2 separate regions of the Homo sapiens genome follow, and region 1 is linked to region 2. Evidence: read pairs that join two places in POLR2A ChIA-PET (ENCODE). Cell type or tissue: OCI-LY7. All regions are shown on one strand. Each heading gives the region's core, and the rest is flanking DNA. Links, peaks and the distances in the headings are about the cores only.

Region 1 (16,677 bases), core at 5,844-13,843, 71 kb before region 2:
ATACAAACCAAAAGTATAATCCATAAAAGAAAAAAATTGTTAAATTGGACTGCATCAAAATTAAGAACTTTTGCTCTTCATAAGTCCCTCTAAGAGAATAAGAAAACAAACCAAAGACAGAGAAAAACTATTATTTTCCAATCACATATCTGATAATGGACTTGTGTATGGAATATATAAATAATGCTCAAAATTCAATAATAAGAAAATAAACAATCCTAATTTTTATTTTTATCTTTAAAAATTTTTTTTTGAGAAAGAGTCTAGCTCTGTTGCCCAGGCTGGAGTGCAGTGGTGTGTTTTCACTGCAACCTCCGCCTCCTGAGTTCAAGCAATTCTCCTGCCTCAGCCTTCCAAGTAGCTGGGATTACAGGCACTCGCCATCATGCCTGGTTAATTTTTGTATTTTTGTAGAGATGGGGTTTCACTATGTTGGCCAGGCTGGTCTTGAACTTCTGACCTCAGGTGATCTGCCTGCCTCAGTCTTCCAAAGTGCTGGGATTACAGGCGTGAGCCACAATCCTAATGTTTAAATGGGCAAAAGATTTGAACAGACAGTTCACCAGAAAGATATACGGATATATGGATAAGCACGTGAGAAGATGCTCAACATCTTTAGTCATTAAGGAAATGCAAATTAAAACCAGTATGAGGTACCATTACACACTTATTACAATGGCTAAAATTAAAGAGACCTGTCATGCCAAGTGATGATGTTGTGAAGCAGCTGAAACTCATATGCACTACTGTGGAAATGTCAAATGGTGCAACTACTTTGGAAAACAGTTTGGCAGTTTCTTAAAAGTTAAAAATATCTCTACCACCAGTCATTCCAGCCTTACACATTTACCCAAAAGAGATGAAAGCATGTGTCCATACAAAGACTTGAATATGAATATTAATGTCAGCTGTATTTGTAATAGACCTAAACTGTAAACAACTGAAAGGTCCATGAACAGATAAATGGATAAACAAATTGTGTATAGTCATACATTAGAATATTACTGCACAATAAAAAGAAAAGGAAAGGAGTATTGAATTGATGCATGCAACAACATGGATGAATCTCTAAATAACTATGTAAGTGACAGAAGCCAGCTGAAATAGTACATACTGACTGCTACTAATTTTTATAAAATTCTAGAAAGGCTAATCTATGTTGACAGAAGGCTCTTTAATGGATTGAGTGGGATGGGATGGAGAGAGAAAAGGAGGCACACAGAAAATTTGGAGGTAATGAATGTATTCATTATCCATGATTGCTTCTGGTGCTATTTTCATGTATGGTTACATATGTCAACATGTCAAATTACACACTTTAAATATATACAGTGCATTGTATTATAACTCAGTACCATTCTGTTGTTGGGAAATAATCATAGGTACCATAAAAATTTACTTGTAAGGATGGTCATAGCAGAAATATTTATACTAGCATGAAAAAAATCAGAGCAGATCAAACACCCAATAATAAAAGGATATAAAGTATTTGTCTATCATAAAAATAAGTATTATGTATTTAGATAATATGAGATTTGTGATGAACTTCTGCGGATACAGGAGAAGGCACACAACATGTTAATGAAGAAAAGCAGGTTATAAAACCTTGAAATGGAATCCCAATTTAACCACCTTCTCCCCCTCACACCCACCTGTAGATAAAATTCTTGAAGGAAATGTACTACGTTGTCTATAGGCAGTAATATTATGCGTGGCTCTTATATTCTTATTTGTTCTTTTATCTCCTCCTATTTTCCAAATCTTTTTTTAAAAAAACACACAATTAACATTTTTACCCAGGAAATAACACTTTTTTTTTTTAAAGACAAAGAATTACCCAGATTGGTGACAATATTGACTCAAAACCATCAACTGGATGTTTGCTCCTGTCTACGGCTGGGTTCCTGCTTGTTCATTATGTCTGCCGTAGGTTACATTTTTGGTCACAGTGATTTGTTCCCTCTCTGTAGGTGGAGGATGTAGGCATTCTTAGCCATGTGACTTGCTTTAGCTAGCACAATGTTAGCAAACATGATGGAGGCCACACTGGAGCAAAATGCTTCAGATGTTGTTGTCTGGTTTGGCTTGGCCACTTCCTTCTGCAAGAGAAAGGCAAGATGTCTTCTCAGAATTGTTAGCTTAAAAATTACACAATGTGGCCAGGCGTGGTGGCTCATGCCTGTAATTCCAGCACTCTGGGAGGCTGAGGCAGGCAGATCATCTGAGGTCAGGAGTTCGAGACCAGCCTGGCCAACATGGTGAAACCCCCGTCTCTATTAAAGATACAAAAAATTAGATGGGAGTGGTGGCACATCCCTGTAATCCCAGCTACTTGGGAGGCTGAGGTAGGAGGATCGCTTGAACCTGGAAGGCGGAGGTTGCAGTGAGCTGAGATTGTACCACTGCACTCCAGCCTGGGCAACAGAGTGAGACTCTATCTCAAAACAAACAAACAAACAAGACAAAATAATTACATAATTTGTATATTTAGAAAAAGGAGAGCATTATTTCATATCAAGGTCATATCCTACAAGGTGGCCGTTCTCACAGGTTGGAGAGAGGAGTCTCCTGTTGAAGCTATTAGCAGGAACTTCAAGGAAAAGAGAGGAAAGACAGGAGTGTAAGCTGAATAGGTTGGGCTTATATACATATTCAACAGGATATAGGAGGAGCTATGAATATTCATGAAAGGGGGTTGTACACATGCATGACAAGCACACATGTGTTCCAAGTGACCCATGTTCACTTTGGGGTGGAGACTCAACATTTCCATGTATGACTGTTAGGCCCTGTATGTCAAAAGGTGAAGTGGGCACTCAGTGTGCAGCCTCTGTAAACTGGCTGGAACCAGTCCATACACAGCGGTCGTCTTATCAGGAGAAAGTTATTGAAATCTGTCCCTTGTCCACTCAAAGCTGTAGTTACGGCTTGTGGAACAGGGGGTTATTTAGTCAGCATCTAGAGGAGGATGAGCTGTAATTGTTTTAATATTGCTTATCTAAATAAGCCAGTGCTTATTTAACTGCTAAAGACAAAGAAAAACCTTGTGGTAGTTAGAACATGCTGTATTCTTTAAGTGGAGGCTATGTGACTTAACCTTGCCTCTCATGGCCTTAGGTTCTGTTTACAAATTGGCATCCCATTGCCACAAATAGTCTGTTCTTATGTCTTATCATCTATATTTTAACATAATTGACTGTCAGCATTGTGTCTAAACTGAAAAAGGGGCTGCGTGTGGTGGCTCACGCCTATAATCCCCCAGCACGTTGGGAGGCTGAGGCAGGGGAATTGCTTGAGCTCAGGAACTTGAGACCAGCCTGAGCAACATAGCAAGACCCCATCTCTACAAAAAAATTTAAAAATTAGCTGGGCATGGTGGTGCACACTTGTAGCCCAGCTACTTGGAAAGCTGAGAGAGGAGAATTGCTGGAGCCCCAGAGCTAGAGGCTGCAGTGAGCTATGATTGTGCCACTGCAGTCCAGCCTGGGTGGAAGAGTGAGACCCTGTTTCAAACCACAAGAACAACGACAACAAAACTGTAAAAGGTAAGGGGCATCATGAGGCATGTCTGACCTCCCATCCCATCATGGCTAAGAACTCAGTTTTTAAGGTTTCTTGGCCAAAGGGGGATCCATTAAGTTGGTTGGAAGGCTTAGGATTTTATTTCTGGCTTACAGAATGAAGGGGTTGTTCCTTAACCTTGGGGCCCAAAGTGAAAAGATATACAGAGGCAACCTGAAGACATTCTGACCCCTGGAGCAAAGCCACAGCTGACCTGCTGCCTTCATGTAACCAAAACGAGAAATTGAGGTTTGATGTGGAAGCCTCTGAGATTTTAGAATTGCTTGTAATCCAGCAATACATTTTTCTATTATAGATGATAACATCTCATAAGGCATAGCACAGCAGTGTGTTTACTACAAAATCTTGAATCTGGGTTAAGAGCATGCCCTAGGTTCCATGCCGTGGGGTAAAGGTGAATGGGTGAATGGGTGAGGACTTAGGGGTGGTGTTAAAAAATTCAGGAAGATGCCTCTAAAAGGCACTATTATGGGAGAAGGCAAATATTATGGGAAATGGGGTAGTAGGATGAGAGAATGGGGTGAGATGGTAGAGATGGAAAAAAGCGCATGGGAAAGGCATAATGCAAACTTGCATGCAGGCCTGGACAAGATGGAGAAAGAGGGGAAGATGCAGAGGAAGGAAGGCCCATGTAGTTCAAGAATAGTGCAGAAATGCTTTTCTCAGCCACCACTAGTGTCCTTTCTCTTCTTAAAAATGATGCTGGCATTACTTCTTTCTCAAGTGCACTTCTCACCTCATTTCCTTAGCTAGGAAGTGGAAAGTACTCCAATGTGGGTTTTGATGAAAGTGTCTGCGGCCCCAGCTGCTGGATGCACCATGCTGCCCGTATTTCTTCCTTTCCAAACAAGGGCTTCCTTTTAGATTGTGATATGGTTTGGCTGTGTCCCCACCCAAAACTCATCTTGACTTATAGCTCCCATAATTCCCACGTGTTGTGGGAGGGACCCAGTGGGAGGTAATTAAATCATGGGGGTGGGTTATTCCCATGCTGTTCTCATGATAGTGAATAAGTCTCTCGAGATCTGATGGTTTTATAAGGGGAAACCTCTTTCACTTGGCTCTCATTCTGTCTTGTCTGCTGCCATGTAAGACGTGCCTTTCGCCTTTCACCTTCCACCATGATTGTGAGGCCTCCCCAGTCACATGGAACTGTGAGTCCATTAAACCTCTTTTTACTTACAGATTACATAGCCTCAGTATGCCTTTATCAGCAGTGTGAAAACAAACTAATACAGGTTGTCTTGTGTACATGGCTTTTTCTGGGCACTTGCATTTGAATTTTCCTTTTTTCTTAACCTAGGGGTTTCCAAATCTTGGGTCTACTCTTTCCTCTTCTATGTACATAATTTCTCACAGGGAATATACCAGCATCTTCAGCTTTGTATACAACACCTTTCTTCCTTCCTTGGGGAGAGTGAATAATTTGATGTCATCAACCCAAGACACTTCATTGAACATGGAGATGTAGGTGGCAATAATTTAAATTCATACCTAATAACCAGCTTGCCTTTTTTATACTTTAAAGACTTTTTTTCCAAAAGAAAAAAATCTAATTATGCACAAGAGCAATTCACTCAGAATTAATTCACTAGGAATTAAATTGAAAAAAAAAGGTAAGGATGTTAACAATCCTTTAAAAAATAATTCAAATTAGAAACACTAATTATAGGAACTCCTTTATATAACATGAAACACAGTTCTCTGAGGCATGGTGAAGAGGGCTGGCTGTAAAGCAAACTCTCAGAGAACAAAGTTTCTGATTTATGGAGGAATTTGTTTGAACAAGGAATGCAATTTCCTTTGAGGAGTTACTGCTCAGATCTGTGATCACTGTCTGATCGTTTCTGGGGAGACCACAGGACATAGCATGACCGACATTTTATTCTGGGATCAGAGCCTAAGGGCTCACCATCTTGAACTTAGGAAGTCAGAAAGGAAAGAAGTCAAATGTTTGGGTGGCCCCTCTAATCACAGCCTTCAGCTTTCTCGCAGAACAGGAGCACGCAGCGGGTGATAAGAGTGAGATTTCTGTCTGGGGGTGTCTCACCCAAAGCTTTTGTTCTTTGCATTTCAGCAAGTTTTCTTGAGGACAGGCAAGGATTGGGATCTGAGGGCCATTTTTCTGACTCCTTATTAAGGTTTTATTTGGGCCTGGCGCAGGCCCAAATAAAGGTCAGGAGTTGAAGACCAGCTTGGGCAACGTGGTGAAACCCATCTCCACTAAAAATACAAAAATTAGCCAGGTGCGGTGGTGCACATCTGTAATCTCAGCTACTTGAGAGGCTGAGGCATGAGAATCGCTTGAACCTGGGAGGTAGAGGTTGCAGTGAGCTGAGATCACGCCACTGCCCTCCAGCCTGGGTGATAGAGCGAGACTCCAACTCAAGAAACAAAAAAGGTTATATTTGCCAATTACTAAGCCAAAGGGCACAATCAAAGTGATAAATAGTGCTTTTCAAACTATTGGGTTGTGTCCCAGTTTTTGGATTGTGAAATCAAATTAGCACAACTGAATATGTAATTTTGAAAAACAGAATAGAATAGAAAATGCCAGACTGCATTGGATACATGCATAAGGAGTGCTATGGGCTGAATCATATCCCCACAAATTCATATGTTGGAGTCCTAACCCCCGGTAGCTCAGAATATGACCTTATTTGGAGATAGAGTTTTTTAAAGAGGTAATTAAGGTCAAATAAGGTTATTAGGGTGGACCCTATTCCAATATAACTGGTATCTTTATAAGAAAGGGAGATTAAGACACAAACGCCCACTGAGGGAAGACCATGTGAGGACACAGGGAGAAGACAACCATCTACAATCCAAGGAAAGAGGCTTCAGAAGGAACCACCCTTGCTGACACCTTGATCTTGGACTTCTGGCCTCCAGAACTGTGAGACAATAACTTTCTGTTGTTTGAGCCACCTGGTCTGTGATGCTTTGTTATGGAAGCCTGAGCAAACTAATACAAGGGGTAAGTATTATTTTGTGGAAACTTAATTTTGATTTTACATACACACATATACACACACTCATGCACACACACACATTCTTAAGATTTATAGCCTAAAATGATTGAAAAATACTGGGTGGGAGTGAGCCCACAATGTTTCCATATTCAGGGAGCAACCAGAGAGATGGTTTGCACTCATCCAGGTGAGGACAGTGAAGACAGGAAGTAAACTCTCACCATCAGAGCAAGCAAGGGCTGCCTGTTTATCCCTCAGTAGAAAGAGAAGCCTTGACTTGGCAGAGGGAAATCTCCTATCCCCGTATGTGAAATTCAGTGTTTCCTGTTTCGCCAGGGCCAAAAAAAAAAAAAAAAAAAAAATTGTGTGTTAGAGCAACAATCTCTAAATGAAAATTATTCATATTGATTTTTAAAAGGGGAGCAACTTATTACACAGTGAATTCCAGTTCCATTTGGAATTCACCCAAGAGCCTAGAAGAAAGCAAGAAAGTTTACGAGTCAGTGAGCCTAAGTGTCTTAAAATTCATGCCCTGAAGTTCACCTTTATTCGCAGGAAAACTCCTCTGGCTCTCATTCAGTCTCTTTATTCTTATTTTAGACCCTAATAGTTTAAAAAGAAGTATTATTTTAAATTTAAAACATGTGAAAAGCTATTGTATTTGTTGGCCAAAATCCGGGGTGGAGTCTTTCCTTTAATTCCAGTGAATTCTTGGGGATGGGATAAATGTTGTAGGATGTCTGCAGACATAGATTCTTCAAAGAGTCATTTTGCTCTCTCTTTATTTTCATTCAGAAATTATAATACATCTTTTAGTCTGGGCGCGGTGGCTTACGCCTGTTATCCCAGCACTTTGGGAGGCCGAGGCGGGCGGATCACTTGAGGTCCAGAGTTCGAGACCAGCCTGGCTAGCATGGTGAAACCCCATTTCTAGCAAAAATAAAAAAATTAGCAGGGTGTGGTGGCATGTGCCTGTAATCCCAGCTATTCAGGAGGCTGAGGAAGGAGAATTGCCTGAACCTGAGAGGCGGAGGTTGCAGTGAGCTGAGATCATGACATTGCACTCCAGCCTGGGCGGCAAGAGTGAAATTCCATCTCAGAAAAATACATCTTTTAGCTATAATCACACAGATCTGTGCTCTGTTGGTGAGATCATTTATGCTTGCATGAGTCTAAGCAACACAAGAGCCACCAACTTGTAGGGGACCCTGAAACTGGGATCTGCTCAGGAGGGGAAAGTGCTGGAACTTTCAGGGCCTCTCTTGGGGCAAATGTGACTGACAGCTACAGCATTTAATCACATCTCCATGACTAGGCCTGCCCCTTTTTGGTCTTTGGGATAGATTTCTTGCACAGGCTTTGCAAGCCTCTATGTGTTGAATTTCTTGCAGTGCTGTGGAATTTCTCTCTCTGAACCAGGTATGTGCGGTTCTTATTCCTTAAATACAACATCTGTCTGTGTTAATTTGTTCTTTTGTCCCCCCAGAATGAGAAGGGGGAATTATAAATGGTGAGGAGAAGTAGCACTAGGCTTTTAAAGGGGAATTTGGCCCAGCGTCTCTCAGAATAAACAACCAGAATTCTAGCATCCTCATTCTACCATATTAATTTGACATATTTCACACATACCGAGCAGTCTGATTCCCTAGTTCACAGCAGACTGGAACAGTAAATTGGAAAATCGAGCATGCTGACAAGAGCAAAGACAACAGCTACTGGAATAATCAGAAGAGTGACGACCAAAATATTACAGCTAGACTTAACAACCTGAGAAGGCATCTCCTGGGGCCATTTAGTGCAGGAAGAACCCACCCTGCATACCTCGGTAGCCACTGAGGGCACGATGGTGTTTCAGACCCAATGACACCTTTGAGTAATCAAGAAGGAAAGCCATGACGCCACTGAGTAATGCCAAAGACTCTCTACTTGGCCAAACTTCAGTCAGGCTCCTCCAAGTCCTCTTTTCAACTAGGCTTCGGCCTTGGCCACTGTTCTTGCCAGGCCTGCCTAGCTCAGTTGTAGCAAGAATCCCGCTAAGTCCATTTAGACAGAGTCCCCCTACCCTTGCTATCTTACCACCCTGGGCTGCCTTCAGCAAGCATCCTGTTAAGTCAGTTTAGAGAGTCCTCATACCCCTGATGTCTCCTCGTAGTAATTTCCCTTCCACTGACCTTCTCCCCTGCTCACTGGCTATAAATCCCCAGATGTCTTTGCTATATTTGGTGATGAGCCTAATCTCCTTCCTCTATTGCAGTAGTTTTGACACAAATTGCAATAATCCCAAATAAAGTCTTCCTTACCATTTTAACAAGTGTCAGAATAATTTTTTTCTTCAGTAGTAATCAAGAACATAAACTCATTGCAGTAGTTTCAATGCAGATGTTTCAGCTATTTGCTGTCCCAGTTCCAGGAAATTTAGGCACTAGCTCCTGCCCATTTTCCTCAGGATAGCACAAACCTGAAAGAAGAGCTAAGATAATTATTATTTTACTTGGTTTTTCCAAAGGCAAGGGTGTGTAAGTTGTTGACAAGAGTCCCCAGTTGAACCTAGCCCACACCTGTTTGGCTTGTGTCTTGCTCTTGTGTAGAGCTGTGTCCCCAGAAGGGATGCCTTTTTTTTAATCTTTGCAGAAGCACTATCAGTTCACCAAAGTGTGCACCTGTTGGGCCCATTCCCCTGCAGGGTTGCATTTAAACACCAGTTCAAGATGTGTTTTGGAAAAATAGTCAAAACACAAAGGAATGGGTAAGACAGGGCAAAAGATTAATTTGCTCAAACACATTCAGTATCAAATCGACTGTAACTAAAAGAACAATAACTATCTGCAAGTTGAGTCATCTACCTGCAGGGCAGTGCTTCTCAAATCTCAGTGTGCATCAGAATCACCTGGAGGGGCAGATTCCTAGGTTAAACCTCAGCTTTCACTGAATTCAGTTGCACTAGACTGGGGCCCTGGGATCTGTGTTTTAAATAAGTACTTATGTGATTTAGGTGTTCGAGGCTCTTGGACCACACTTTGGAAATCACTGTCTGGAAAGACTGTGGGATCCACTTAGGGAAAAAAAAACCTCTGCTCTTTTGGTCTATGGGAATACCCTAGTAGGCAGATTTTGGTTGTCCACCTCTGTGGCTAGAGTTTGGAAGAAGTGATGTGAGCAAAGACAGTACTGCATTGTTATGTGTGATCAAGCAATAAGAATCTAGAATTGCTAGAACTTCTTCTTCTTCTTCCTCTTCTTCTCCTCCTTCTTCTTTCTTCGACAAGGTCTTGCTCTGCTACCCAGGCTGGAGGCAGTGGCATGATCATAGCTCATTGCAGCCTTGAACTCCTGGGCTCAAGTGATTCTCCTGCCCCGGTCTCTCTAAGTGTTGGGATTATAGGCATGAGCCATTATGCCCAGCCTAGAAGCTTCTTAAAAGTGGAAGAGGCTCTCTCATGAGAGAGGAGGAGCCCAGTGAACTGGTAGGAGGCCAGAGCCAGGGGAAAAGATGGGCTGAGAAAAGTTCCCAGTGGTGGGAGTAAACAAGAAACTTTTCAGAACTGTGATGTTGCCTATTTAAGTTGTTTGCCATTATAAATCATAATGCCCTTCAATGGCCCTCCAATCCCCAGTAAATCTGTTATACAAACTGGTCTTGGACCAGAAGTGGGTGAGGAGGTGATGGGTCTGCGGAGAGGGTGCACAGAGAGGGAACTGAGAGCCTTAGTTGGGAGGCAGGAAGGCAGGGAAGCTGGCTGAAGCAAGCCCCAGTCAAAGTGGGGAGCAACACACCCACACCCTCTTTCTCGCCAGAGGTACTAAAGCAGTGGTGTCTTACCATTTCTGCTCAGGCACCTCTATCAGTAAAGAAAAATTTTGGACATGGACACTATATTCCATTGTATGGAATTGATTGATTCTACATTAAGTTTGCTCAATGCAAGGATCATGAGGATGAAGACCTTTATGATGACCCACTTCCACTTGATGAGTAGTAAATATATGTTCTCTTTCTTTTGATTTCCATAACATTTTCTTTTCTCTAACTTACTTTATTTTAAGAATACAGTGTCTAATACATAGAACATACAAAATTAGTATTAACCAACTGCTTATTTTATTGGTAAGGCTTTCAGTCAACATAGGCTACTGGTAGTGAAGTTTTTGGGGAGTGAAAGTTATACACAGATTTTAGACTGCACGACGGGGTCAGCCCTCCTAACCTCCACATTATTCAAGGATGAACCTTATAACTATATAACACATATAATATGCATGCTACTGTACTAATGTATTATTGACATTACAAAAAATAGGGTAAAAATAAGAAATCAGCATAAAAGTTCTAATAATGTACTTTTGTACTCCAGTCAACTGAGTTGAGTAGCCATGGAGCACATGGGCTCTACATAGAAAAGCCTGATCTTATCCTAAGCGAACTAACACAGCCACAGAAAACCAAATACTGCATGTTCTCAGCTATAAGTGGGAGCTAAACATTGAGAACACGTGGACACAAAGAAGGGACAACAGACACCGGGGCCTGTTTGAGGGTGGAAAGTGGGAGGAGAGAGAAGATAAAAAAACTACCTGCTTGGTACTATGCGTCTTACCAGGTGATGCAATAATCTGTACACAAAACCCCAGTGGTATGCAATTTACCTATACAACAAACCTGCACCTACTAGGCACATGTACCCTGAACCTAAAATAAAAGTTAAAAAAACCATAAACACATTAATTAATTAATTAATTAATTAAGAAGAAAATAGGGGAAGGACAGCCCTTACTGTTATATGAATAGGGCCTGTTTAGTCAGCAGACACTTGGATTACTCAGCTACCCAAACTGAGAAGGGTTCCATGATTAGACTCAATTTTGGGGTCAAACCATGGTGCTTTTTGTGCTTCTCAAACATTGGTCTGTAGATCTTCTGTCAGAAAGAAAGCCCATGAGAAATATACCTCAATGATAACTAATCATGCTCATGAATTAAAAGGGAGGGAAAAACCCCAGTAACTTCCTCAGGGCAGCAACCTTAAGACACTCCATTCTTGTAGCTAAGCATTAGCTCGGAGCTCTTGATCAGGAATCCTTGGATTCTCATGAAGACAAGAGCAGGACATCAAGAGAGGTGGCTGATATGGTTAGGCTTTGTGTTCTATAGGCTTTGTGTTCCCAGCCAAATCTCATCTTGAATTGTAATCCCCAGGTGTTGAGAGACCCCAGGTGGGAAGTGGCTGGATCATGGAGGTGGCTTCCACGCTGCTGTTCTCGTGATAGTGAGGGAGATCTCATGAAATGTGATGGTTTTATAAATGCCAGTTTCCCCTGGGCTCTTCTGTCTTTCCTGCCACCTTGTGAAGAAGTTACTTGCTTCTCCTTTGCCTTCCGCCATGATTGTAAGTTTCCTGAGGTCTCCCCAGCCATGTGGAACTGTGAGTCAATTAAACCTCTTTTGTTTATAAATTACCCAGTTTCAGATACTATCTCTATAGCAGTGCAAGAATGGACTAATACAGTGCCCACACCGAAAGGTTGGAGGTGATACCTTTTACCAGGGCTCTGGGTCCCAGCTTTTGGGGACCTTGCTTTTGTTTGTTTGCTTATATTTATTTTATTGCGGTAAAATATATATAACATAAAATTATCCATTTTAACCATTTTAAAGTGTCGTTAAGTGCACTCACAATGTTGTGCAACTGTTACACTATCTATCTGGTTCTAAAACTTTTTCATCACCTTAAACAGAACTTCTTAAACAGAAATACGGAAGTTCTTTTTGTGTCTGGCTTATTTCACTCAGCGTAATGTTTTCAAGGTTCGATTATGTTGTAGCATGTGTCAGAACTTCATTCCTTTCTTTGGCTCAATAATATTTCATTGTATGAATAAACCATATCGTGTTTATCCATTCATCTGTTGATGAACACGGGTTGTTTCTTCTACCTTTTGACTATTATGAATAATGCTGCAATGACCACTGGTGTACACGTATCTGGTTGAGTCACTGTTGCCACTTCTTTTGGGTAAGGAATGGGATTGCTGTGTCATATGGTAATTCTATGTTTAGTTTTTTGAGGAACCACTAAACTGTTTTCCACAAAGACTGCACCATTTTACATCCCTACCAGTAAGTATGAAAGTTCCAGTTTCTTTACCTGCTCTACAATATTTGTTCATTTCAATTTTTAAAAATGGCAGCCATCCTATTAGGTGTGAAGTGGTATCTCATTGTGGTTTTAGTGCGCATTTCCCTAATGACTAATGACACTGAGCATCTTTTATGTGCTTATTAACCATTTATGTAACTTCTTTGGAGAAATGTATATTCAAGTCCTTTGCACGTGTTTTAATTCAGTTGTTTGTCTTTTTGTTGTTGACTTACAGGATTTCTTTATATAGTCTGGATACTAAACCCTTGTGAGATAAGTAATTTGCAAATATTTTCTCCCATTCTGTTGGCTGTCTTTTCACTTTCTTGATAATGTTCTTTGATGAACAAAAGTTTCAAATTTTGATCAAGTCTAGTTTATTTATATTTTCTTTTGTGGCTTGTGTTTCTGGTGCCATATCTAAGATGCCATTGCCAAATTCAAGGGCTCAGAAATGTACCTTTATATTTCCTTTGAGGAGTTTTATTGTTTTAGCTGTTATATTTAGGTCATTGATCTATTTTGAGTTAGCTTTTTTATATGGTGTAAGATAAGGGTCCAACTTCAATTCATTCTTTTACATGTGAAAATTCAGTTGTCCCAGCACCATCTGTTGAAGAGACTGTTATTTTCCTATTGAATGGTCTTGGCATCCTTGTCAAAAATCAATTGGCCATATATGCATGGATTTATTTTTGGACTCTTAATTCTTTTCCATTGGTCTATATGTCTACCCTTATGCCAGTACCACATTGCTTTGATTACTTTTGTTTTAGAAGTAAGTTTTGAAATTGGGACTTGAGCCCTCTGATTTTGTTCTTTTTTTTTTCAAGATTATTTTAGCTATCCAGAGCCCCCTTGGAATTCCATATAAATGTGAGGATCAGTTTTTCTATTTTTGCAAAACAGTTTGTTGCAATTTTGACAGGGACTGCTTGGAATCTGTAGATCACTTTGGGTACAACTCTGTTTTTTTTTTTTTTTCCTGGACTATTAGAATTATTGGGAAGGCTTCTTACCTGGTTCCAGAGGTGCTAACCTTGAATCTCCTTAGCCAGGAGGCTTAATAACTTCTCAACACTCTGTACATGGTGAGGTTGGAGCAGGGAAATCAGTCAGAATGTTCATTGCCTATCTTTTCTCCCAGAGCTGGCTGAACACAACATTCAAAATACCAACACATCTCTCTTGCATTTGTTCCAGCCTGGAGACCACACTTTAGAACCCACTGTCTTAGTGGGTTGATGAATCAGCATCCAATTGAGGAACTGAAATTGGACCAGCTGGGTGTTTAGAGGCTCAGTTGGAAAGCAGACACTGAACTAGCTCTTAGATTTCCAGTAAGTTTTCCCCTTTTGTTAATGTACTTTATCACTTTTGTAGTTAAATATATTTTGCAGCTCATATATATACACACATATATATATGTGTGTGTGTGTATATATATATAGCCTATATATACATATATATGTATATATAGGCTATATATATATATAGGCTAGGAATGCATTCAGTTGCATGTAACAGAAGATTTATTTTTTCACACAACGAGAAGTCCAAAGGTAGGTGGCTCTTGGCATTAGTTCAGGCACTCAAAGATCTCAGGGCTGGCATCCTTGCAGTACTTTTTGTCTTTCTCTCACGATCTCAAGATGGCTTCACCACGCCAAATATCACATCTACATTCATAACAGGAAAGGGTGGGAGAAGCACCCCAGAGCTTATATTGAGAAGACAGAAGCTTTCCAGGAAGCCCTAGAAGACTTTCCATTATCTTTTGTTAATTAGAATTGTATCCCATGGCTCTCTGTAGGTGAAAAGGAACTGGAACCTTAGGGAATAGGATTGTCATGATTGGCTTTAACCAATCCTGATCCATTGCCTGAAGCTGAGCACATTACCTTCCTAAATAAAATTGGAATTTTGTTGGCAAGGAATAAGGAGCAGCAAGATATCAGTGTACTGCTTAGGTATATACACTTATATGGTTATTTTATTATCTATTTTCTTAAGCAGTTTCTACCTCTGAGGGCCTGTTCTCATCCCTGCTATTCTAAGAATATAGAATAACCAGAAATTGTCTCGTCCTATCTATTTTTCCATTTGGGCCTGGATGGTGGCTTGGTGCCTGGTGAAGTAGAGATGGCAGGATGTGGCCTTAGGCTATAAGCAAATGTGAGCAGGCTTACAGGCGCTGTGTCTTTAAGGCCCCGAGTTCACACTATTCATGATATGTTTCCTAATTATTTCCTTTAAATGTTGAAAGTGCTTTCTTTTCTTGCCCTTTAGGGGGAAAAACCAAGTTTCAAAAAAAGCATCCCATCAATGATTCAATCAAAGAAATGTCATTAATGAGAAGAGAGAAAAAAAAGTCCTCCAACATTGTATTTGGGTAGATTTCAACAGTTAATTTGTATTTCAAAATGTGAATGTAAATTAAAAGGCTAAATACTTGAAAGTCAAAAGTATTCCTTATTTGACATTAAAGTCAGCGAATTGATCATATTTGCTGAATGTAGTTAGTAAAAAGTGCTAATTTATGGCTAAGTAATTAAACAGGGAGACAGATGGAGAATCAAATGAGTTTTCTTCACATTCAAATTTGCATACTGTTTCTGATGGTGCATACGCTTATTGCTCTGTGTGGTGCCCTCCAGTATTAGAAGAACATAGAGAGCTATTTATGTCAGCTTTGCTCAAGCAACCCCAAAGAAAGAAAAGGGGAATTATATCAAGTCCTAGACTTAGATAAAATACAGAGCTCAGTTAGATGTTCTCTTCTGTTTCTCGCTCATTCATCATTTTTGCTTCCATGTCATAGTGGGTAGAATAGGCAACTGTCAAATAGTGGAATTTTCTCCTTTCTCCATTGTATCATGGAAAACGCCATGGCGTGGGAATCAGAAGATGGTCTAATTTTAGCTTTCTCAGTAACTAGTTGTGTGACATTGGACAATTCTGTTCTCTCCAGTCTTAGTTGCCTCATTTGACATTTGAGTTTAATGTTGCCTAGGTTATTTCTAAGCAGTATGGCACAGTGGAGAAAGCAAGGACTCTAATTTTGATCTTGGATCAGCCACCTACCAGCTGAGTGATCTTGGATAACTTAGTTTAACCACTGTGTGCTACAGGTTCTTATTAGCAAAATGAGGATGTTTGGTGATCATTTTATGCAAAGCCCTTAGAACAGTGCCTGGAATATAAGCACCTCTCGATGTTAGCTGTTTTGTTTGTTATCTCTAAGATTCCTTCGTGTGCAAAGACTCCTCGAGTCTGTGTTAAAACATGAAGGAAGGTGACTTAATGACAGCTAATCTAGCTTGCTTGCACCCTGTGTCAGACTTGCAATTTCTAGAAATTACCATCAGAGATAATTTAACTATCAGGACCCTATTTGTACTCCCTTGATGATGTCACCAGAGGGAAAGATTTCAATGCCTTCCAGGCCATGCCAGTGCTCATACCCACTAGGGTGGTACTAGCTGGGGGAAGTGGTCCATCAGCCAATGCTGTGCTCAGAGTTGTTTTTATAGTTGCTGGTAGAACTTGCAGAAGGGAACCGTGACTCTCTCCCCCATCTCCCATGCCTTCAGTTCAACAGAAAGGACCTGGAAGTCAATATCCCTTGCACTGGCATTAAGAGATACAACTCTGGCTTTGCCACCTGCTCTCTACTTCCGCCTGAGCACTGCTCCAGCTGCACAGAGCTTGCTCCGAGCTCCAGGCTCCTGCTAAGCTAGCACCACCGTCGACTCCCTCCAGCTGCCTTCATGATTACCTACCGAGATCTCATCAGCCACAAAGAGGTATCCTCTGACTTTTACAAAGATCCTGGAGATCAGGGACAGGCTGTGCCTTGAGATGGAGGGGAAAAAGGTCAGTAGGACAGAGGGTAACATCAAAGACTTGCCCATTAGTGAGAATGCCTCCACTGAAGACCCCTAGGGTAAAGGTACAGAAAGCACAGTATTTGATGCTGTTGTTAT
Region 2 (16,677 bases), core at 4,502-12,501:
CAGATACCACGATACCTGGAAACAATCTCCTCCTTGAGTAAGGAAATCAATAATATTCACTGGATTCCTGACTTGTATGGTGTTGTGTGCTGTCTCATTCCATGTTGGGTCAAGAAAAAAACAAACAAACAAACAAAAACAAGAAAATGTTGTCCCTCTAGTGGTTTCTTGGTTTCCCTGGCATATTTCTACAAAACACCGTCAAAAGAAGAAGGTGTTTGAGGTTGCTATTAGAATTTCTTCATGGACACATATAAATGTATGAAATTATTAGGATGGTCCATAAAGCTCTTTATATTGTTTGTAGGATATTGACACATGACTTGTGATTACTTTGCGTATGATTTGTGTGAACCCAAAAGATTATTCTCTGTAGCTCTTAAAATGTTCACTCTTTAGGAACACTCTTAAAGTGATCAACTAAAAAATGTTGTTGCTAGTAGCATGATGTCATGTGGATTAGTTGCCTATGGCTACCATAACAAAGTACTATAAACTGTGTGGCTTAGGGCCAGGCGCGGTGGCTCACACCTGTAATCCCAGCACTTTGGGAGGCCAAGGCAGGTGGATTGCTTGAGCTCAGGGGTTTGAGACAAGCCTGGGCAACATGGGGAGACCCTGTGTCTACAAAAATACAAAAATTACCCAGAAGTGGTGGCGAAGGCCTGTAGTCCCAGCTACTTTTGGGAGGCTGAAGTGGGAGGATCGCTTGAGCCTAGGAGGTGGAGGCTGCGGTGAGCCGAGATCACACCACTCACTCCAGCTGGGTTGACAGAGCAAGACCCTGTCTCAAAGAAACCAAAACAAAAAAAATTAGCAACAACAACAAAAAACTGTGTGGCTTCAACAATGGAAATTTATTGTCTCATTCTGGAGGCCAGAAGTCTAAGATCAAGGTGAGTTGGTTCCCTCCGAGGGCTGCAAGGAAAGGCTCTTTCCAGGCCTGTCTTCCAGCCTCTGATAGCCCCAGGCATTCCTGGCTTGAAGGGCATCCTCCCTCTGTCTTCACATCATCTTCCCTCTGTGCATGTCTGCCTCTTGTTCAAATTTTCCATTTAATAAAGACACAATCATGTTGGATTAGGGCCCACCATAATGACCTCATCTTAACTGGATCATCTGCAAAGACTCTATTTCCAAATAAGGCCACATTCACAGATGCTGGGAGTTAGGACTCCAGCATCTTTTGCGGGGACAGAATTGACTCATGACACCATGTTATTGTTTTTCTTATCCCATCTCATTAGCCGCAAAAAGGTCTTTGGACCCTGGAAGCAAAGAGCAAGAGACAGGCAAAGGCCAAGAGGACAGTGAAGGAGGTGGGGTGGTCAGGGCTAAAAGGTAGACTGCCCTGGGCATTGATGTTTCTTGGGCTTTGGGTGGAGGGTGCTGCCTGGACCTTCTAGGTAGCTTCATTGCCTCTGTTCCACCATGTTCTATCTTTCCGAGATGCTCACCTCCTCCCCTGCCCTGGGATGCTCATCATTGTTAAGTGCACTTGGGCTTATGGTTCATTGGCAGTTCTCTTGGAGAGAGAAAGAGGGAGGCTACGTGGAGTAGGGATGCATTGCAGAGATACGACAGTTATGCTGACATTCTGTTAAGGAAGACCTTAGACTCTGGAAACAGACTTGAGGTGCAAGACCCCCCGCTGGTCTGGCTTCCAGGAGAAGGCCGAGAGGTGAGTCACACAGGGCAGTATTTCTCAGTCTTATTTTTTAATCCATATACTCTGTAGTGAAACCCCACCTGGGCAAAACCATTTTATGTTTTGTGATTACCATTAGGACAAGCTTTATACTTTGTGGGTATTTATTTAATTTATTTTTGAGACGTAGTTTCGCTCTTGTTGCCCAGGCTGAAGTGCAATGGCGCGATCTCGGCTCACTGCAACCTCCGCCTCCCAGTTTCAAGTGATTCTCTTGCCTCAGCCTCCCGAGTAGCTGGGACTATAGGCATCCGCCACCATGCCTGGCTAATTTTTTGTATTTTTAGTAGAGACAGGGTTTCACCATGTTGGCCAGGCTGGTCTCAAACTCCTGGCGTCAAGTGATCTGCCCACCTCGGCTTCCCAAAGTGCTGGGATTACAAGCATGAGCCACCACGCCCGGCCGTGGATTTTTTATTAGGGCAAAAATAGGTGGACTGAATGTGCCTTTTTCAGCTCACTTTTCTTCTCGACCCTGGAGGACTCTCCCGTCTTTTGGTCACCCCTATGGAGAGGCCCTGCATTGAGCTTTGTTGTGGAGTGGGGTGGAACAGGGCAGGAGTGGGGTCCAAGCTTCTGGAAGTGTAAGGAGAGAGGATGATTAATGTCAGGCCAGCTCTGCTTGGAATGAGTTTGAGAAGTTTGAGAGAAAGGGCAGTGTCTACTGATGCTAGAAGACTGATATGAAAGCAAAGCTTTTAATATCCACAAAGCATCCGATCAATATGCCTAAATAGTTTGTTAGGCTCCTCTTAAGAAATACCATCTGTGAGCTTATTCTCTTTTATGGTTTAACGTTACAAACACTTGTAATGTATGTTATCGTGGAAACTGAATGATGATAAGCTGCTCTTAAGTTCCCACCCTCTTCCCTTGTTCTCGGTAGGTTTATGAGTATAAAAGGGGAAAAACTCATTCTGCACTTGGTGCCATGGAGGAAATGATTTAACAAGTCGAGGCTGGCAACGACTTCCTGCTGCACTGATTTTACTTAGATCTTCCCTTTTAACGTTCTCTATTAGTTTCCTGGGCTGCCATAACAAAGTACCATAAACTGGGTAGTGTCAAACAACAGAAATTTATTATCTCACAGTTCTGGAGGCCAGAAGTATGAAATCAAGGCGTTGGCAGAGCCATGCTCTCCCTGAATGCTGTAGGGGAGGAGAATCTTCTTTTCTTCCTAGCTCTGGTGGTTGCCTGCAGTCTTTGGCCTGCTTTGGCTTGTAGATGCCTCACTCCAGTCTCTGCCTGCAAATTCGCGTGACCTTTGCTGTGTGTGTGTGTCTGTGTTTCCTCTTGTTGTAAAGACATCAGCTCTATGGGATTAGGGACCCATCCTACTCCACTATGATCTTATCTTGACTAATTACATCTGCAATGACCCCATCTTCAAATAAGGTCACATTCTGAGGTACTGGTGGTTAGGACTTCAATGTATCTTTATGGGAAACCCAATTTAACCTATAATGTGTTCTAAACCAAACTCGTTGCCTTTGCCACTGACCAATCTGCCTCTTCTTCATTCCCTGCTACTCCTGCTCAGCACCATCTTGGTTCCTCCATCTTCTCAGTCCCTTTTGGGTTATTCAGCTCCTGTAAGTTACACCTCTGGCTGCTGTGTGTTTTTTTTTTTTAGACAGAGTTTCACTCTTGTCACCCAGGCTGGAGTTCAGTGGTGCGTTCTTGGCTCACTACAACCTCTGCCTCCCAGGTTCAAGCAATTCTCCTGCCTCAGCCTCCCACGTAGCTGGGATTACAGGTGCCTATCACCATGCCTAGCTAATTTCTTTTTAAATGGAGACGGAGTTTCACCATGTTGGCCAGGTTGGTCTTGAACTCCTGACCTCAAGTGATCCACCCTCCTTGGGCTCCCAAAGTGCTGGGATTACAGGCATGAGCCACTGCTCCCAGCCTCTGGCTGCTTTTTGATTTTTATCTCCTACTGAGTCCCTTTGACACAGTCTAGTTTAATCCTCGTTCATTCTCCCCATCCCCTGTTCCTCGCAGCATAATCCATCCTAATTGCCTAGAAATGAACTCTAATGAGTCCACAAACTCTCCAGGCCCACCCTCCTAGCTCCTTCCAGCCCCACTGAAATGCCACGTTAGTTCTTCCTGGAGCCTGCCCTCCTCTGCCCAGCTGGAGGTAGTTTCTCCCCGCTCTTTGTTCTGTCTCCATGTCACCTCTCTTACTCCATGCAACATCTTGAGCACAAGCAAGCGTGTGGTAGCTGCCTCCCAGGTTGCAGGATTATTTAGGCTAGAACCAGGTCTTAGTTACTGAAACACACACACACACACACACACACACACACACAAACTCTACTGTGCTCGTCATGATTTTTCACGAATAGTGGGTACTTTGACAGACTCGGTAGAATGCAGGTCTCCATGTGGAAGCTCTGGCTACAATTCTGAGGTTTTGTCATGGTCCAAAGGTCTCCTCTTCGAGTCTGGCTCTCTTAACAACAGCACTCTACTACAGAGCCCTGCGCGTGCAGTGATACCTGAGTTAATCAGTACTCTGGAAGTAAGCCTTTATCCAGAGTCAGCCTTGGGTTTATCGTGTTTATTGTTTAACTTTCTGATGGACTGGACACGGAGTGGTTGGGAAGAATTTCCCAGGGTAGTTTCAGTATGGATCAGATGCCTGTAGCCCTTGAGTACTGCATTCGTTTCCTGGGGCTGCCATGACAAAGTGTCCACAGACCTTAGAACAACGGAAACTGTCTCACGGTAACCCAGAAGGAGCTGGAAGTTCAAAATCAAGTTGCACCCTCTGAGGGCTTTGGGGAAGGGTCTCTTCCAGGCCCCTCTCCCAGCTTCTGGCACTTCCGTGGCTACTGGCAGCACGACTCCAGCCTTCCCATGGCATTCTCTGTGTGTCTCTGTGTCCAAATTTCTCCTTTTTATAAGGACGCCAGTCATATTGGATTAGGGTACACACAAATAATGTCGTCTTAATTAATTACATCTGCAATGACCTGATTTCCAAACAAGGTCACCTTCTGAGCTGCTGGGGGTTAGGACTTCAGCATGAAATTTGTTGGGGGACACATAACAAACACATAACAGGTTCTCAGCTTGAGTTCTTCTGTAGAGTCTGGGGTGTGTCTGCTGGGTGACTTGGTTGGTCACTGAGGTTTGCAGAGGGTAGAGATACACCCTCAGTGGTGAGTAGAAGGGTGTGACCATCTTCACCTGTACTGTCCCCCTCTAGGCCCTGGGAAAGCAACTCCCGGTTTGTACACCTGGCTTTTAATGCATTGCCAGGAGTTCTCTGATGTGGAGGCCTTGGCTTGGTGGCAGGAATGATGAGCTTGGGCTGAGCAGGCAGCCTGTGTCACCTCTGCTTGACAGGCCACAGAGATTGGCAGGCCGCCTCAGAGGGAGCTTTGAAGTCTCAAAGTTAAGGACCCAGGGCCAGTCACATCTGTATTTAGCTAATGTTTAAACTTGTAGCTCACCTGTTCTGTTTCTCACCTATACTGTTTCTCCCTCTGCAAACTAAACTATGATGCTCAGGTGTAGTAAGGCTACTTCTGTATGCCAGGAGAGCATAGGTTGTCTTGCGAGGATGTCCATGGTGTAGAGATATGGGAATTATGCTTTTAAAGTGACAAATTTGGAGAGTAAGATGTTTTTGTTTTTCTTTGGTCACATTGAACTACTACCTGATTTAGGTGTTCACAATGATCAAATAACCCACTGGGTTATTTGAGGCCCAGCTCAGGCCTCAACCAGGTCATACCACCCCTCTAGATGGCAAGGGGCTACTTAGCTGTCGGTTGAGAGTCACATCCATGCCTGACCATGTCCCAGCTGGACAGACTGTGGGCAAGTTTCCCCTCTGTAAAAAGGCATAGGTGTAGACCACAGTCATGAAGCCATATAAACCTCCAACTGGGACTAGTTTCATTGAATAAGCACTTGATAAGCAAGACCCTGCAAAACACTGTACATGCTTCATGTAACTCCCACAAGCCCTACGAGGAAGAATATGCCATTATTTCCCCTTTTTACAGAGGGGAAACTTTTGGTTCACACAGATTAAGAAAGTTGGCCACGGCCGGGCGCGGTGGCTCACACCTGTAATCCCAGCACTTTGGGAGGCCAAGGCAGGTGGATCACCTGAGGTTGGGAGTTCGAGAGCAGCCTGACCAACATGGAGAAACCCCATCTCTACTAAACATACAAAATTAGCCAGGCGTGGTGGCGCATGCCTGGAATCCCAGCTACTCAGGAGGCTGAGGCAGGAGAATCACTTGAACCTGGGAGACGGAGGTTGCGGTGAGCCAAGATCGTGCCATTGCACTCCAGCCTGGGCAACAAAAGCAAAACTCTATCTCCAAAAAAAAAAATCTTCTTCCTCGTAGGGCTTGTGGGAGTTACATGAAGCATGTATAGTGTTTCGTAGGGTCTTGCTGGTCAAGTGCTTATTCAATGAAACTAGTCCCAGTTGGAGGTTTATATGGCTTCATGCTGTGGTCCACACATAGGCCTTTTTGTTTTCACACCATGAAATTTACAGAGAAATGGCGATTGTCCAAAGAGCTCATCAATTGCATGCTTATTGACAGCTAAACTAGTTAATTTAGGCCACTAAATGGATCTCCCAGCCATTGGAATATTTACTAAGCTTAAGTTAATCAGACAGTTGCCTACATTTATTTATTGATTTTCTAGACCATGGAGATCCGCCCTGTGTGCTGCTTAATTATAAGCTCTCACACTATTAATCTTTTCTTTATGTAATGATAAAATGTGTTTAATATAATGAGATTAACACTACTGATCCACTTTTGAAAATGTGATCATGATCAAAGTGTCTAATTTTACTTTTTTTTTCTCGGTGCGGGAGAGAGGTGGAATTTGCAACCAATAAATCTTGATTCGATGAAAGCCACATTAAACTCTTTCTAACATGATTTTAACATAACAAAGCTCCATTAATGTTGATGAAAGCAATGGATAACTTATGCTTGACCCAAATTCAGAGCATGGGGCCCAGTGGGATAGAAAATCATAAACTGAGAATAATAACTCCAATCACAGCTACCCCTCCACCACAAATCAAAAAAGATATCTCAGAATTTAAAATGTATTTTCATAATGATTAGTTCTTGTAAGTGGAAAACATCCCTTTGAAGTCGATGATATTCTGCTCTCTAGAAATAATTCTTTTATTGAACTTGACTATATAAATATTCATGGTGCTGCGTGTGTATATTTCATATTGTTTCATTAGTTACTTTTTAGTCATTGGAATAGTAAAAAATGTTCGCTAGGTACTAAAAATACTGTGGAGTTGAAAATAATTTTCATTCTTGGCCACACAGATTAATTTACTCTTGCCAAAAAAAAAATTACCTTTACAGCTAGGCGGTTGACTAAATGATGAATAAGAAGTCTATATTTTAAAAGAATTTTGAAAGTTAGTGTCCTGGATAGAACAGAAATGTTTGTGTTTCAGTCTTGGAATTGTCTGTGTGACTCTAGGCAAGTCCCCAAACCTCTATTAAATAAAATTTACCCCTCCGTTAACGGAAACAAAAGTAAAACCCCCAATTGTTCCTTCAGTGATCACAGTTTCAAAAGGACTGTGCTATTTCTGCATGTTCACAAGATGAGACCCAGAAGATTTTGGAGAAAGTAAGAGGAATGTTTTAAGTTAGTTTTTCTAAAACGTCCTCAGGTTGTATCTAATGGGATCAACAGTATTGGTTGAAAGTCATTAGTTTCTTCTTTTTGTTTTCTGATAGCTGATTTAGATGATGTTACTCTTCAGTCGTGATGCTGTTTAAGAAAACTAAACAAAATCAACTAAAGAAATAGCCCACTTGCTGGTAGCTGTGAATTTCTCATCCAGTAGTTACAGTTACTGCAAGAGTTTAAGTACCTCTTCATGGAGGTATTTTGAGTTCCCCTTTTCCTGTAAGCTAAGCAATTAGTCTCGGTTCTCCATCTAGTATACAAATCATGGCTATTCACCACAAAAGATTGGCCTTTTATGTTCAAATATTGAAATCCCAGGAGATTTTGACATGTATTTTGCTTCAGGAAATCTTTTTGGGTCTACTCTTCGGGCCCCTTCTGTCTCTGTTTACATGTTGCTAAACTTTAAATGGTTGAACAAATGGTAAAGAGTAGAAACTACATTTATCTGATGTTTCCTAAACTTTATGCCTCACTGAAAGCAGCTGAGAAAATGAAAATCCAAGGTGACTAATGCAAATAAAAAGATGGTGACCTCTTTTTGCAAAGATAAGCAAGAAGTAGAGATGTCTCCAAAGATGCCAGCGATAGGCTTATTTGCAGAAAAGTTAATAGCTTAAAATCGTATTTAGAAAGTCATAAGCTGGGAAAACATGTGACAGAGAGAAAAGGAACTCAAAGTATCAGGTTTGCTTGGAGATGTCTTGGGATTGTTGGCGTTTCCTTGAGTCATGTTGCTTCCTCTCCGGAGTTTCCGTGGGTCTTCCGTGTTTTAGATCTATTTCTTTTTTCCTTAGTTCTAGAATTCGTGATAAATTTTACTGGTGTTATGGGCTGAATTGTGTCCCACCCCCAAATTCACATGTTGAAGCCTTAACTCCTAGTACCATAGAATGTGATTCGATTTGGAGATAGTCTTTAAACAGATAGTTGAGCGGGATGTGGTGGCTCATGCCTGTAATCCTAGCACTTTGGGAGGCCAAGGTGAACGGATCACCTGAGGTCAGGAGTTTGAGACCAGCCTGGCCTCAAACCCTGTCTGTACTAAAAATAGTAGCCAGCACGGTGGTGCACACCTGTAATCCCAGCTACTCGGGAGGCTGAGATGGGAGAATTGCTTGAACCCGGGAGGCAGAGGTTGCAGTGAGCCAAGATTGCACCACTGCACTCCAGCCTGGGCAACAGAGTGAGACTGTGTCTAAAAAAAAAAAAAAGAGGTAGTTGAGTTAAAGTGAGGTCCTGTGGGTGGGCCTCGATCCAATCTAATTGGTGTCTTTATAAGAAGAGGAAATTTGGACACGGACACATAGGGAAGACCGCATGAAGACACAAGGAGATGATAAATGGGGTAATAGGAAATAGATTATTAGTTAATTTCACCTGTTACTTTTTAAAGCCACCTACAAGCCTAGGAGAGAGGCTCCAGACGTAACCAGTCCTGCTCACACCTTGATCTCAGACTTGTATCCTTTCAAAATTGTAAGACAGTAAGCCACACAGTCGGTGATACTTTGTTGTGACAGCCCTAGCAAACAAACACACTGGGAGATAGTAATTAAAATGGTTGAAAGAGCAAAATGTATTGAAAAAGAAAAAGGAGTCAAGGCCGGCATCTTATGATCTCCATGTCGTTCTTCCCACCATGTGCACACGTGTGTGCAAACCTGCGCCCACCTCCCACTGAGCTCCCTGTTATCTGCTTATGGATTCCTGGCCCTTCCTGAGAGCCATTATCTGCTGTCAGTGGAAGCAGAGCATTCATTATTCCCAGCCAGTGCAGGGAGGCCAGGAGGATTTATGGAGTCATTGCAGGAACACAAATTCTGCTTTGTACAGACGGACACCATAAACGCACATGAATAAATCAGGGCAGAGTGGAAAAAAGACCTACTTTTCCCTTTCTCATGAACACAGGCATGGGGGCTAGCCCCGATGTTTAGTGTGTGATTTAGTGGGGGAGGAAGGAAGCCTCGTGTTCTCATAGCATAGAGAAGCCATCTGCAGAGGTTTATTGAGGACCTCCTGTGAATGGGTCACTAGCGGGCCTGGGGCTGGGAGGAGCTGTGATAAGGATTCCTGTGTTCAGTTTAGTGTACGACTGTTATTTTAATTTTTTTTTTTCCTGGAGCTGCTGTGTCTCTCCCTCCCCTGGGTTTTTGCACTGCTGCCCCTGCCATGCACTGGCTTGCTTTGATATTTCCCCTTAGCATCATCTGCATCTATTAGCTATATCTTAATTCCACTGTGTTGTTATTATTGTTGGCTCAGTTTTAGCTACAATTAATGGATGGTCACTATGTGCAAGCACTTTCCATTATTTACCTTGGCCACCATTATTATCCCCGGCTTACTGATGAATAGTCGGAGGCATACCGAGGTTAAGTTTTTTGCCTAGGATTTCTCAGTGCTGGGACTCTGACCTCAGCTGGGTTCCAAAAGGCATGATTTAATTCTCATTACAAATGTGGGTGACTGGTAATCTCATATGCACTTTGCAGATGAGAAAACAGAGCATTTCTTCCTTCCTTCATTCTCCAGATTTTGTGGTTGCCGTTGTTGTTTGTTTAATTGTTTTTGAGAGAGAATCTCGCTCTGTCGCCCAGGCTGGAATGCAGTGGCACGATCTCAGCTCACTGCAACCTCTGCCTCCCGGGCTCAGGCTCCTGCCTCAGCCTCCCAAGTAGCTGGGACCACAGATGTGTGCCATCATAAATGGCTAATGTTTGTATTTTTTGTAGAGATGGAGCTTCACCATGTTGCCCAGGCTGGTCTTGAACTCCTGGGCTCAAGCGATCCGCCTACCTCAGCCTCCTAAAGTGCTGGGATTACAGGTGTAAGCCACTGCACCTGGCCCAGACTTTGTGTTTTGAGTGCTAGGTCTCAGGCAGGCAGTCAGCTGGTCCGTGGGCTCAGAGGGTGTGTGGTTTGCCCAAAGCCAGACAGCCAGAACTTCCCTGTCCCTTACAGTTGCCTCTCACCACATGTAGCTGTTGAACACTTGAAATGTGCCTGGTCTGGCCCGGTGTGGTGGCTCACACCTGTAATCCCAGCACTTTGGGAGGCCAAGGTGGGTGGATCACCTGAGGTCAGGAGTTCGAGACCAGCCTGGCCAACATGGTGAAGCTCCGGCTCTACTAAAAATAGAAAAATTAGCCTGGTGTGGTGGCAGGCACCTGTAATCCCAGCTACTTGGGAGGCTGAGGCAGGAGAATTTCTTTCTTGGGAGGCAGAGGTTGAAGTGAGCTGAGATCTCGTCATTGCACTCCAGCCTGGGCAACAAGAGTGAAACTCCATCTCAAAAACAAACAAACAGAAAAAATGTGCTTTGTCCGAACTGAGATGTGCTCCAATTGTAAAACACACACCAGATCTCAAGACGTCATAGTATGAAAAAAAAATGCAAAATATCTCCTTAAGAATTTCAAAATATTGGTCACATGCTGAGATGATAATATTTTAGATAAATGGGGTTATAGGAAATAGAGTGTTAGTTAATTTCACCTGTGTCCTTTTACGTACTGTGGCTACTAGGAAATGTAACATGACTTATGTGGCTTACAGATCTTGGTTGGATGGCACTGGACATGTGGCTGAGGCGAGGATGTCTCCTGTGGATTCTCTTGTGCCATTCTGAGATTGCTCAGAGGTACCGGTTGTTCCCTCTGAACCAAGAGTGATAGTGCCCAGGTGGGGACCATTGATGAGTTGGACATGTGAGAAGCAGGGAGCCAGCACGGGGCATACCTGGAAGATATAAAAAGTAGAGAGGAGTCACAACCACGTGAACATATTTCACACCTCTGATCTGTGCACTTAAAAGTGGTGAGGATGGGCCGGGCGTGCTGGCTCACACCTGTAATCCCAGCACTCTGGGAGGCCGAGGCAGGCGGATCACTTGAGGTCAGGAGTTTGAGACCAGCCTGGCCAACATGGAGAAACCTTGTCTCTACTAAAAATACAAAAATTAGCCAGGCGTGGTGGTGGGCACCTGTAGTCCCAGCTACTAGGGAGGCTGAGGTGGGAGGATCACTTGAACCCGGGAGACGGAGGTTGCAGTGAGCTGAGATCGCGCCACTGCAACTCCAGCCTGGGTGACAGAGCGAGTCTCCATCTCAAAAGAAAAAAAAAATGGTGAGGACAGTAACTTTTATTTAGGTGTTTTTACCGCAATAAAAAAATTTTTTTTAAATGAACAAAAACTTAAGGAGTATGTGTCTCACTATGACTATTGTATAAAAGCATTTAAAGAATGAAAATTTTATTTGACCATAGGCAATTGGGCTAAACAAAAATTGATAGAATGTAAGCTAGTCAAAATAAACTTTGTTCCAAGAAAAAAAAAGTGGAGAGGGAGGTGTGGGTGGGAGTGGGGGCGTGCTGGCAGCAGATCATGAAGGACTTTCAACTTCTCATCGAGGAATCTGGACTTTATTTAGACGATGACCGTAACTGTCTTTAGAAAGAAGACTGTGGGGCCTCAGCGCGTGAAAGTGCTGAAAGCCGGGAGGGTGGGGGAGTGCTAGGGGCCTGTAAGGAGGCTGGCCAGGGCAGGGTGGTGGCCAGGAAGGAACCTTTCGGAGGAGACTTGGCAATCCATCGTAGGGGAGGGGCAAGGGGAAAGGGGATGAACCGGTCGGGCAACAGGTGGGGAGAAGGCAGGCCTCAGCGAGGAGGAACGGTTGTGAATGTGTGACTTTTGAAAGGCAGGGAGGGAGAGTGGGGTGCAGGCTGCCCACCACGTCGGGGTGTCCAGCTGGGATTCTCAGCAAGTTCCCCGTCATGGCTGGCGAGGGGTGGTTGTGCATAACCAGCCCATTGTTTTTTGGATCCCGTGGATCTGTTTGCTTTTAGATTATGTCATTTGAGGCTTCCTCTCTGTTGTTGCGGAGTTACACTCTGGATGATTAAAGATGGGGCAGAGTTGGAAGAGACTGGGAACAGACAGGGCTACTGGGGAATGGGAGTGTCTGAGGATTTAAGACCATTGGGTGTTCAGGGTTTTTTTTGCCAATATATTTATCAGTTGTGTTTCAGGAGTTAAATATTTTGGGGCATACCAAGATGAATCACACACGGTCTCAAAAAACTTGTAAACTGGGCCCTTTTGACACTTTTCCAAACCAAAGAGACAGGATGCTAGCATTACCTGTTTTAACAATACTCATCTCCCCTTAAGATTCCCGAGTTTTGTGCACTGTAAGTGGGCAGCACTCCGGAGGGACTGAGGGTTAATTTTATCCTTGTGGATAATAAATGCATCTTGGACAAAGGAAGAACACATATTTTAACTAAGTAGCAGCCTTCTGATAAGAATTCCAGCAATTGCACAAGCCCCACCGTTGTCTGTACAGCCCAGCAATTCTACCTTGCTATCTCAATATTCTCCGTTTTGCATTCCTCTCTTGCAGGAACCAGTTTCTAGTCTCTCACCAGCAGGATACGTTTCCAGGGTGATCTGCTTACTGAATTGGGGCTGGAGCCCAGGCGCAGAGGATCCCCGGGAAAGTGGCTTGAGAACTCCCCTGGGTGGGCGTGGGAGGGTTTCCCAGCCCTGCGTTGGGAGCTGCCATTGTTTTTTCCTTAGTCTTGCTTTTTGCCTTTGCCCAGCACCTGGTTCTGTTAGCATCGCCAAGATCAGTCCTAATGAGCTTTGTTGTTTAAACTGGGGAAGGAAACTTTTTCCCTCAACAAAAAGGCGAATTTTAGCTCAGCAGCAGGAGGGTGGCCAGTGGGGAGCCAGGGGTCAGAGGCAGTTGAGCCCTGCTACATAAATAGCAGCAATTAATGGGCCCCTGTAAAAGACAGGGATGTGTGTGTTTGCTGTCTAGCATCGTTTCTCTGCAAATCGGAGCAACACTGAAATTAATTATAAAGCCAGCAAAGGCTATTTTCTGCTTTCTGTTAAATAAGTATTGTCCACACAGGAGCACGTTCCACTCGGATGCATTTACCCACATCGTTTCTTTGGAAGATGGCGTGAAACCAATTTATTTTCAAAACTCCCCACTGGGTCATGCTAATCACCACAGTTTTCAGCCCTTTTATGCGGAATTCAGGCTTGGGCTGGAGCCGGGAGCCGGGAGCCCTCAGGCCCTTGTCATTTCCTTCATTGCTCTGGGGGCTTTCCCTTTGCCCACCCTGCCCAAATCATTTCCTCCAGTGCTGTCAACCAGGTTTGAATTTTTATGATGAGATTTACAAAGCAAGCCATTCTGTTATTACTAATAACCATCATAAAGGTTTCATAAAGGTTCTGCTTTGGTTTGCTGGGGCTAGTACAGTAAATAACACAGACCTGGGGGGCCTTCAACAACAGACATTGATGTTGTCTGAGTTCTGCAGGCTGGAAACCTGAGATCAAGGGGTCAGTAGGTTTGGTTTCTCCTGAGGCCTCCTCTCCTTGGCTGACTGAAGGCTGCCCTCCCACTGTGTCTTCGCACAGACATCCTCTGTATTCTCATCCCTGGTGTCTCTCTCTTCGTATCAAGACACCAGTCCTGTTGGATTAGGGCATCACCCTCATGTCCTCATTTAACCTTATTTCCCTGTTTAAAGGCCCTGTTTCCAAATACAGCCATCTTTCTGTATCTGCAGGGATTGGTTTCAGGATATCCTTTTTTTTTTTTTTTTGAGACTGAGTCTCACTCCATCACTCAGGCTGGAGTACAATGGCGCGATCTCGGCTCACCGCAACCTCTGCCTCCCAGGTTCAAGTGATTGTTGTGCCTCAGCCTCCCAAGTAGCTGGGATTACAGGCATGCGCCACCACGCCTGACTAATTTTTGTATTTTTAATAGAAACGGGGTTTTGCCATGTTAGCCAGGCTGGTCTCGAACTCCCAACCTCAGGTGATCTGCCTGCCTCTGCCTCCCAAAGTGCTGGGCAGGATCTCCTTCTGATACCAGAGTCCAAGGATGCTCAAGTTCTTGATAACAAATAGTGTCATATTTGCATATATCCTATACATATCCTCCTGTATATTTTAAATCATCCCCACCTTACTTAGAATACCTAATGCAATGCCTACACATCACTTCATTCACGTGGATTCAACTTAGCACTTGGCATGCGGCAAATTCAAGTTTTGCCTATTGGAACTTTGTGAATTATTTTCCCCAACATTTCTGATCTGAGGTTGGAACCCATGGAAGGTCAACTGTACAATCACATTGGGGCTGGAATTTTGGGGGAGGACACGACTTAGCCCATAACAGATTCTGAAATAGTTAATAGATTCTTCTTCTTCCAACTGCACGTGGATTCATTCATTCAAGAAATACTCATTGAGCGCCGCCTGTGTGCGGGGGCTGTTCTGGATGTGGTAAGCATGTCAGTGAGGGACCATCTCTTCCCTTCTGGGGCTTCTAAGCGTCAGGCAGATTCCATGCTCACTCAGTTCTGTGGGACTTCAGAGGTGATAAGTGCTATGGAACAAATAGCCTCGGGGCACAGGGGTTGTGAGCTCCAGATGATGTGGTTATAAGTGGGTGAGTCAGGGAAGCTTCTCTGAGAGCTGACATTTCGTCAGGATCTTAGAGGTTGAGGGAGTGCTATGTGGCCAAGATCCCCAGGAGGGAACACCCCTGTTTCTGCTGCTGAGGAACAACGAGGAGGCGGGTCAAGCCGAGGGAGCCGTGGGCTGCCTGATGGGAGTGGCGCAGGCATCCTCATGACGTGGATTCTTTCCTTTGGGAGCCACGGGGAGCCTGGGTGTGTTTTCATGGTCCTCACTTTTGGGTAGCCTTCCTGTCCCTCTAGATTCGCTGCTCTGGAGAAGGTGACAGCTCAGACAAGTTTGGGAGAGAGATGGGGTGCCTACCAAGGGGACCACCCAGAATTAGACATTGGCATGTCAGGAATTTTAGGGGGGCGTGTGGGGGCTGGTGGTGAAGAATGAGGGTCCTTCTGTCATGGATCGCCTGCTGTAATGCTGCGCCTGTGAGGTCTCCCCACCACCCCTTCTCCCCATGTCCTGTCCCCAATTCTTAGTCACACTTTTAGGAAGTGAGAAACCATTTTCTGCAGCAGGAAAAGGCTGGACGGCAAGCAGGGACGATAGTCACTGCCTTGGGCTCAGCGCGGATCCTAAATTTCTGTTTCTGTTGGGACTTTCCCAGAGCTGCTCGGTCTCCTCGTACCTACTTTCTAGCATTGGCATTTGGCGTCAGTTGTACGGCTGCTGTCTACCCCAAATTGGAATCTGGAAGAAACACCTGGGATTGGGGTTGGCCGTGGCCATGCATCTGTCCTTCCCCCACCGTTCCTCCCTCCCCATCTTCTTTCCAGGTCCATGCTGGCCCTGTTGTTATCCAGGGCATGCTGATGGAGCTCCTTCCAGGTTCCTGACGCGGTGCTGGACACTGGACACGCCAGGTTCAGTCATTTTTGAAATGACCGAGGGTTTGGTGCCTGGAAGGGGGTTCTGAAAGTGTTCTAGGAAAAGAATGGGCCTGGCCTTGAAAAAGGGTGAGAAGGAGCCAAAAGGGCTGATCCCAGCAGGGGTCTGGAGATGGGAGAATTTCTTGTGGTGACGAAGGAAAACCTATTGTAGCCTAGTGAGTTACAGGGGAAAATAGGGTTAGGAGATTGTGAATGCCTCGGTCGGGGGAGGAGAGGGGTAGAGTTGTAATTAGGCTGGTTGGGGAAGCCTCTCTGAGAAGGGGACATTTCTCTTTTTTTGTTCGAGATAGGGCCTCACTCTGTCTCCCAGGCTGGAGTGCAGTGGTGTGATCACGGCTCACTGCAGCGTCAACCTCCCAGGGTCAAGCCCTTTTCCCACGTCAGCCTCTCAAGGAGCTGGGAACACAGGCCTGCACCACCACAGCTGGCTAAGTTTTTGTATTTGTTTGGTAGAGACGGGGTTTCACTGTGTGGCCCAGACTGGTTTGGAACTCCTGGGCTCAAGCCATCTGCCTGGGGGACATTTCTCACACAGAGGTCTGTCGACTCTGCATCACGATCGCACACAAGCTGAAACGGTGTCCACAGATAGCACTCATATTTGATTTAAATGATTTTAATGTTTGAAGGGAAGGCACTGGTCTGCCTACATTGTAATTGGGAAATCTGAGGGCTGAAGTCGTGGGATTTCCCAAGGCAGTAGTAGAGATGGCCAAGAACTTATACTGGCCTCCTGTAGTGCCCTGGTGGGATTTTCCACACATGCATTCATTTATTCATTGATTCCCTCTTTCCCTTGCTCCCATGAGCCCAGCACTGTCCTAGGGTGCTGGGAGGTCAGACACCATTCCTAC

Evidence for each region. Peaks named below come from ENCODE experiments on the same cell type or tissue, not always from the same donor. Only the 100,000 strongest peaks of a DNase experiment are listed, where the experiment ranks them.
Region 1: POLR2A ChIA-PET joins it to region 2 with 5 read pairs; 2 of 35 experiments call an interaction of 5 or more read pairs at or near these places.

What each region holds. Positions count from the first base shown.
Region 1 is chr21:31,823,880-31,840,556 of GRCh38, forward strand. It overlaps the pseudogene TPT1P1. Among named protein-coding and RNA genes, the nearest start is that of HUNK, 41 kb to the right of the region's middle. RefSeq lists a silencer at 4,242-4,429. In OCI-LY7, for the core only: no CTCF peak of the experiment used is centred there; no DNase peak of the experiment used is centred there.
Region 2 is chr21:31,896,454-31,913,130 of GRCh38, forward strand. The region is part of intron 1 of HUNK (hormonally up-regulated Neu-associated kinase); the gene reads left to right. Among named protein-coding and RNA genes, the nearest start is that of HUNK, 32 kb to the left of the region's middle. RefSeq lists enhancers at 11,576-12,109, 16,204-16,677. In OCI-LY7, for the core only: no CTCF peak of the experiment used is centred there; a DNase peak (open chromatin) is centred at 7,628.